Linked DNA regions of Homo sapiens: region 2 is linked to region 1. A link is a contact called in ENCODE Hi-C or POLR2A ChIA-PET data. All regions are on one chromosome and are shown on one strand. The core of a region is the stretch at or near the end of the contact, and the rest is flanking DNA. Distances in the headings are between cores, read along the strand shown.

Region 1 (3,107 bases), core at 405-2,904:
ATAGTATCTGAAATTAGTTCTCACATGGTCCAGCAAAAAAAAATAGAAAAGGAATAGAAAAGCAAATGAAACAAAATGTAAACAGGATATGAGTGAAGGCTATTTATTTATTTGTTTTTTTGTCTTTGTTTTTTTTTTTCGAGACGGATTTTCGCTTTGGTTGCCCAGGCTGGAGTGCAATAGCACGATCTCGGCTCACTGCAGCCTCCGCCTCCAGGGTTCAAGCGATTCTCCTGCCTCAGCCTCCCGAGTAGCTGGGATTACAGGCATGTGCCACCATGCCCGGCTAATTTTGTATTTTTTAGTAGAGACGGGGTTTCTCCATGTTGGTCAGGCTGGTCTCGAACTCCCGACCTCAGGTGACTCGCCTGCCTTGGCCTCCCAAAGTGCTGGGATTACAGGCCTGAGCCACCGCACCTGGCATGAAGGCTGTTTGAAGGGGTGTGTGTGTGTGTGTGTGATTTTTGTAACTGTTCTATAAGTTTGAAATTATTTCAAAATAAAAAGTTAAAAAATAATCTGAGCACTTTAATGTGGGCCAAGTTTCTGTAAGAGAGATGGGACAAAGAATGATCACCCAGTGTTGCACTTTATTCAGTTGATCCAGCAAGTATTCACTGAGGTTGTGATTCAGCTCCTCCACTGTGTGCCTCAACAAACAGAACAAGTGTAATAATAGCAACTAAGATTTGGAAAATGTAAGTGCCCTCACAAACATTATTTCCTTTGGTCATCTCAGCACCCATGTTAGGTAGGGCTGACAGGCTGATAGGGTAAGATGACTGAGGTTCAGAGAGGGTAGTGTGATCTGCCCACAGTCACACAGCCTGGAAGAGACAGACAGAGGCAGGCTCATATATAGATCAGTCTTTTCCAAAGGGGACGCTTTCTGAGCCTCCCTATCTGTGTGTGTAAAAGGAAGATTTGGACTGATTAATCTCTGCAGATCATTCTTTAAGTTCAGAAATTTTAAAGTTTTCTGTGATAGGAAATAGCCAGCTATGAAACATGCAGACACATTCCACAGTACACTTGGCATTTGTGGTAGGTACTGCATACCTGCCAGCCTCTCCCCTCCCTCACTGCTCTCACTCCCTTGGAGTTCTCCAGGCATGACAGAATGCTCAGTGGGCCATCTCACTGGGAGTGAGAGCATCTGGAGAGCTTCCTCACGGAAGGGTCCCCAGCTAGGCCTTGGAGAAGGGTGCTCAGTTCAAGTAGCAAATGCAGAAGTTGCTGGAGAGGCCTTGTCTATGGAGTTGAAGCACCAAGACCCTGCCTGAAGTCTGCTGTCCCAGGCTGGGGGGTCTATGAGCAGCCTTTGCTCCCTTGCCCTGCCCCTCCCAGCCCTGGCTGGCAGGCTAGATAAGGCACAGATGGAGGCTGCCTGGGGATTCTGGCCCCAGGCACCTTGCCTCTGCTCAGACAGCAGGGCCTGGTGCTGTTATTACTGTAAACAGGGCCTTCTGTGAGGCTCCAGCCAGGGCCCTGTTGCCCAGATAGCAATCATGATTGGGTCTGCATGGCTCAGTGCTTCCAGGCCTCTGATGCAGGTGGGATAGGGCTCCCTACCCTTCAGCCCCTCCCCAGCTGCAGCTGAGGGCTGGTTCATGTGAAGGATCCGGAAATCAGTTGGAACAATGCGTCATTGAAGTTCAGTGGCCGCTTTGTATTGATTGGTCCTAAAGAAAGAGGAAGAAAAATCAAGTGGTACCTCCCTCCCCTGAGTGGAAGAGCTAGTTAGCCAGAATAACTCAAAGCTGCCCCTGTGTCCCTTTCTGGGACTCTTTCCCTCCCTCCCACAAACAGAGCCTGGGGAGTTGTCTTTTCGTTGGAAGTCTTGCTGAGTGCAGCGTCTGCTAGGAATCTACTCAATTTTCATTTTGATGCTACACATATTTAGAATTATAACATTATAGAGCTGGTAGGGACTTCAGAAATAATTTCATTCATTTCCTTCTTTTACTGCAGATAAAAGTAAGGACCACAAAGACATTTATTGTGGTCACATAGCTAGTAAGTGATAGAGCCATGACTGGAATTTGTGACCTGTAGCCCCTAGGCCTGTATCCACAAATGTCCTCAGCCCTGAGACTGAGAAGCTGCACTCACACCCTCCTACATATACATAGAAGCCTAAGTTCTTCGAAAAAGACAAGCTTACAGTTATAAAACAGGTAACTTCCAGCACCAGACAGAAGTATTGGTGAGAAGTTAATGTAGGTAAGTGCTGTAGACATTCATTCATTCAGACCCCGAGCTTTGTGGTGTGCCAACTGCCATGGCAGGCACCTGGAGCAAAGAGATGAAGGCAAGTCCTTGTTTCTAGAAGGACATGCTTGCCTACTGGGGAAGTTAGACCTGTGGACTGTATGATAACTACATTGATACAGGTTAGCACAGGGGATTGTGGTGGCAACAAGGTCATCTTAGGGAAGGCTTCTTAAAGTATAGGACTTTTTTTTTTCCTAAGAAAGTTTTATTTTAAAAAAGAGTAATAGTATGGTCATTGTTATAAAAACAGCACAACTTCAAACAATACAGAGGTACTCACAGCAGAAAGAGAAAGCTTGACTGCTTCATTGCCCCTTCCCCAATCAGTGGTAATAGCTGTTACCTCTTTGGTCTTTAGCCTGCTGGACTCTCCAGGATCACTGATGGATGGGAGCAGGATATGTTTTTCCCGACTGATTTGTCCTTCTGTGGTAATCTTCAGCTCTTGGGCTAGGGAACCTTCCCTTTCCTGCTGCTGCCCTTGCCTGGGAATTTTAGACAGTTCATTTATCTATCCTCCAGTAATTTGGAGCACTTACTGTGTTCCAAGTTCTGTGTATACCTTTTCCTGTATCATCCTAGTTACTCTGTCACTTCTTTAAAATCGAGTGAACACAAATTGGAAAGTGATAAGAATAGTATAAGCTCTTCTTATGCTATTTTGTACAGTGCTTTATTGCATCCCAAGTATTTTTACATATTTTTTCTCACTGTCTCTTCATAGCACCCCTATGTGACATATATAGTAGGGTTGGTGAGGTGTTCTCCATTTTTTTTTAACAGATGCAGAAACAGGCTTAGAGAGCAGGAGCTATCATGTAAATGAAGGAAGC
Region 2 (3,125 bases), core at 100-2,599, 360 kb after region 1:
TCTTTAGTCTGTTTAGACAGATGTAGTTATAAATTGCATTTTGTGGCTTTTATTTATGAAAAGCTGCCTTGTAGTTCCTCGAGTGTGGCTCCAATCACCTTTCATTGTATGCCATGCTAAGTTGGTACTACCAGTTTCCAAGGACCTCCTCCTTTCAACAGAGTATTAATGAAGCACCCACATGTGCCTCGCTTTGGGGATGGGTCCTAATAGGGTAACACACAATGTGCCTGTTTCTAGGAGATTTGCTATTTTTTTTGAAAGAACACCCTAACTAGTGATGTTTTGACCAGATTCTGAGGAGACAAGTTCTACTACAAGATTTGTTGTTGAGAATGGTATCCTGTGGAAAGAATCATGGGAATTTTTGGAAGTGGAAAGGTACTTTATTTTATTTTTTTAGAGACAGGGTCTCACTCTGTTGCCCAGGCTAGAGTGCAGTGGCATGATCATAGCTCACTGTAACCCCAAACTCCTGGGCTCAAGTGATCCTCCCACCTCAGCCTCCCAAGTTGCCAGGACTACAGACACATAACCGCCATGCCTAGCCAATTTTCTTTTTTTGATATATATCTATTTATTTATCTATCTATAGATAGATGAATAGGCAAATATATATATATATATACACACACACACACTATATATATATATATATATATATTATTATTATTTTTTTTTTTAGACAGGTTCTCACTATGTTGCCCACGCTGGTCTCAAATTCCTTGGCTCAAGTGATCCTCCCATCTTGGCCTCCAAAAGTGCCGGGATTACAAGCATGAGCAACTGTGCCTGGCCCTGAAAAGGTACTTTAGAGCTGATCCGACCCTAGCTTGGTTCTCAGTAATTTGCCTCTGTGACTTGCATTAAGCCACATAGCTAGTAAGTGACCCATCACCCCTCCAGGGGCTTTCAACACCAGATCTACTATGTTTTCTACCACTATGGAGGCTGTCTCCAGTAAGAGTATTCCCCCTGCGTTTCAGGTTCTTTCACATTTCTTATAATTAGTTCTGTGTTTGTGAGCAAACATTGTGCTAGATATGTTGATATGTTGCCTGTAGGGACAGAGCCATTTTACTCCTCTGTGACAGTGAAACAGGGTGGAGAGGTTCTTAGCTGTTTTGTAGAAAGGCCTTCTTGAGAGAGAACTGAGTGGGCCTGTTGGATGTTATAATGAATCCTCTCTGGGTTTTGATTTGCCCTCTGCTTTTCTCTCCAGGAAGCCTCAGACTTACCAACACTGCCTCATTAATCAGCCATTATCCTCTGGAGAGGGACAATGAGGCCATGGTAAATAAGCTCAAGGTCAGGCTCCTGAAACAGCAGTCCTTCCCTTTAGCACCAGCATTTCCTTCCAGCCTCCCCCTCTAACCCTTGAGACACTGCCAACATCCCTCCTAGTACAAGACTTTTCTTGGTGCTTGCTGTTTTTAGAGGAGTTTTGGCCCTTCAGTGTTTGTAAAGCTCTCGGATCCTCAGAAAAAAATTCTTTAGTGATTAATTTTGAAATTGGAGCTGTTTGATTATTTTGATTAAGAAGCTGATTTTCGGCCTGGCACGGTGGCTCACTCCTGTAATCCCAGCACTTTGGGAGGCCCAGGCAGGTGGATCACCTGAGGTAAGGAGTTCAAGCCCAGCCTGGCCAACATGGTGAAACGCCATCTCTACTAAAAATAAAAAAAATTAGACCGGCATGTTGGCGAGCGCCTGTAATCCCAGCTACTCGGGAGGCTGAGGCAGGAGAATCGCTTGAACCTGGCAGGTGGAGGTTGCAGTGAGCTGAGGTCGTGCCATTGTACTCCAGCCTGGGCGACAAAGCAAACTCTGTCTCAAAAAATAAAAAAAAGTTGATTTTCATGAGGAAAAGCACACGGCTTCTTTGATTTGCTGAGAATGTGCTAGCTTTTATTCATTCACTCAATGATTGCCTATTTAACAGCTGTAGACAATAATATAGGCTGGCTGGGTGCAGTGGCTCATGCCTATTATCCCAGCTACTCGGGAGGCTGAGGTACAAGAATCACATGAACCCGGGAGGCAGAGGTTGCGGTGAGCGGAGATCGCAGCACTGCACCCCAACCTGGGCGACAGAGCGAGACTCCATCTTGAAAGAAAAAAACAAAAAAGAATAATATAGGGACAAGGTAGACAACTTACTACTTACATGACTAGATCACGTAGGTCACCTAATTCCTGAGCCTCAGATTTCTTCATTTTTAAAACTGCCCAGTGCTTGGTTCGGCAGCATGTATACTAAAATTGGAACAAAATAAAATAGGAACGATACAGAGATTAGCATGGCCCCTGTGCGAGGATGACATGCAAATTTGTGAAGAGTTCCATATATTTTTTAATTTTATTAAAAAAATAAAGTAAAATAAACAAAACTGCCCAATACAATGCCTTCTAGTCTTTTCTCTGTCACTTACATCCTGGCATAGTAAAGACTATCATTATCGTTGCTGTTACTGTTGTAATTCGTAGCTAATCCAGAGCCTGTCCCCTGCGGTCATCTTGTCTAATTCTCAGGACAAACTGTAACTTTATAGACCTGCCTGGCAGAGTGGAGGGTTTGGGTAAGGGAATAACGACTCTAGAAGCTAGAACTCTAGAAGCTGCAGGTCATGGAGGGCCTTGAGTGCCAGGCTAATTATTTGTGTGAGAATCATCCCATGGGGATGACTGGGGACTTGAACTCTCCTAGTACTTATTTGTTTTTGTTTTTGTTTTTTTTTGAGACGTGTCTTGCTCTGTTGCCCAGGCTAGAGTGCAGTGGCATGATCATAGCTCACTATAACCTCAAACTCCTGGACTCAAGCAATCCTCCCACCTCAGCCTCCTGAGTAGCTAGGACTACAGGCACACACCACCATGTCTGGCTAATTCTTTTATTTTTTGTAGAGATGGGGATCTCGCTATGTTACCCAGGCTGGTCTTGAACTCCTGAGGAATTTGAACTCCTGAGCTCAAATTATCCTCCCACCTTGGCCTCCCAAAGTTCTGGGATTACGGGCATGAGCCACCACACCCAGCTCCAGTCTTTTTTTGTTTAAACTTTCAAAAATGATAATGTAAATCCTGATGCGATGGCATGTGCATGTAGTCCCAGCTACTCAGGAGGC

The links. A loop is a pair of places that touch in the nucleus more often than their neighbours do. ChIA-PET counts read pairs that join two places held with the same protein, here RNA polymerase II (POLR2A). Pooled maps may share reads with other maps.
Region 2: a map with no recorded cell type shows a loop between it and region 1 (2.2-fold over the local background). The contact joins two enhancer-like sites. A Hi-C loop is called at or near these places in 2 of 37 single-sample maps with no recorded cell type and 2 of 50 pooled maps. POLR2A ChIA-PET finds 5 or more read pairs at or near these places in 5 of 52 experiments (A549, BJ, H1 and 2 more).

Annotation. Positions count from the first base shown.
Region 1 is chr11:72,410,323-72,413,429 of GRCh38, reverse strand. All of the region lies in intron 2 of CLPB (ClpB family mitochondrial disaggregase), which reads left to right. Among named protein-coding and RNA genes, the nearest start is that of CLPB, 23 kb to the left of the region's middle. RefSeq lists enhancers at 1,316-1,405, 1,456-1,515, 1,586-1,665. Within about 2 kb of position 1,654, at least 17 of the 41 ENCODE cell types and tissues checked have a DNase peak (open chromatin) inside an H3K27ac peak, as active enhancers do.
Region 2 is chr11:72,047,100-72,050,224 of GRCh38, reverse strand. All of the region lies in intron 2 of NUMA1 (nuclear mitotic apparatus protein 1), which reads left to right. It also overlaps the pseudogene LOC124902815. Among named protein-coding and RNA genes, the nearest start is that of MIR3165, 24 kb to the left of the region's middle. Within about 2 kb of position 1,349, at least 5 of the 41 ENCODE cell types and tissues checked have a DNase peak (open chromatin) inside an H3K27ac peak, as active enhancers do.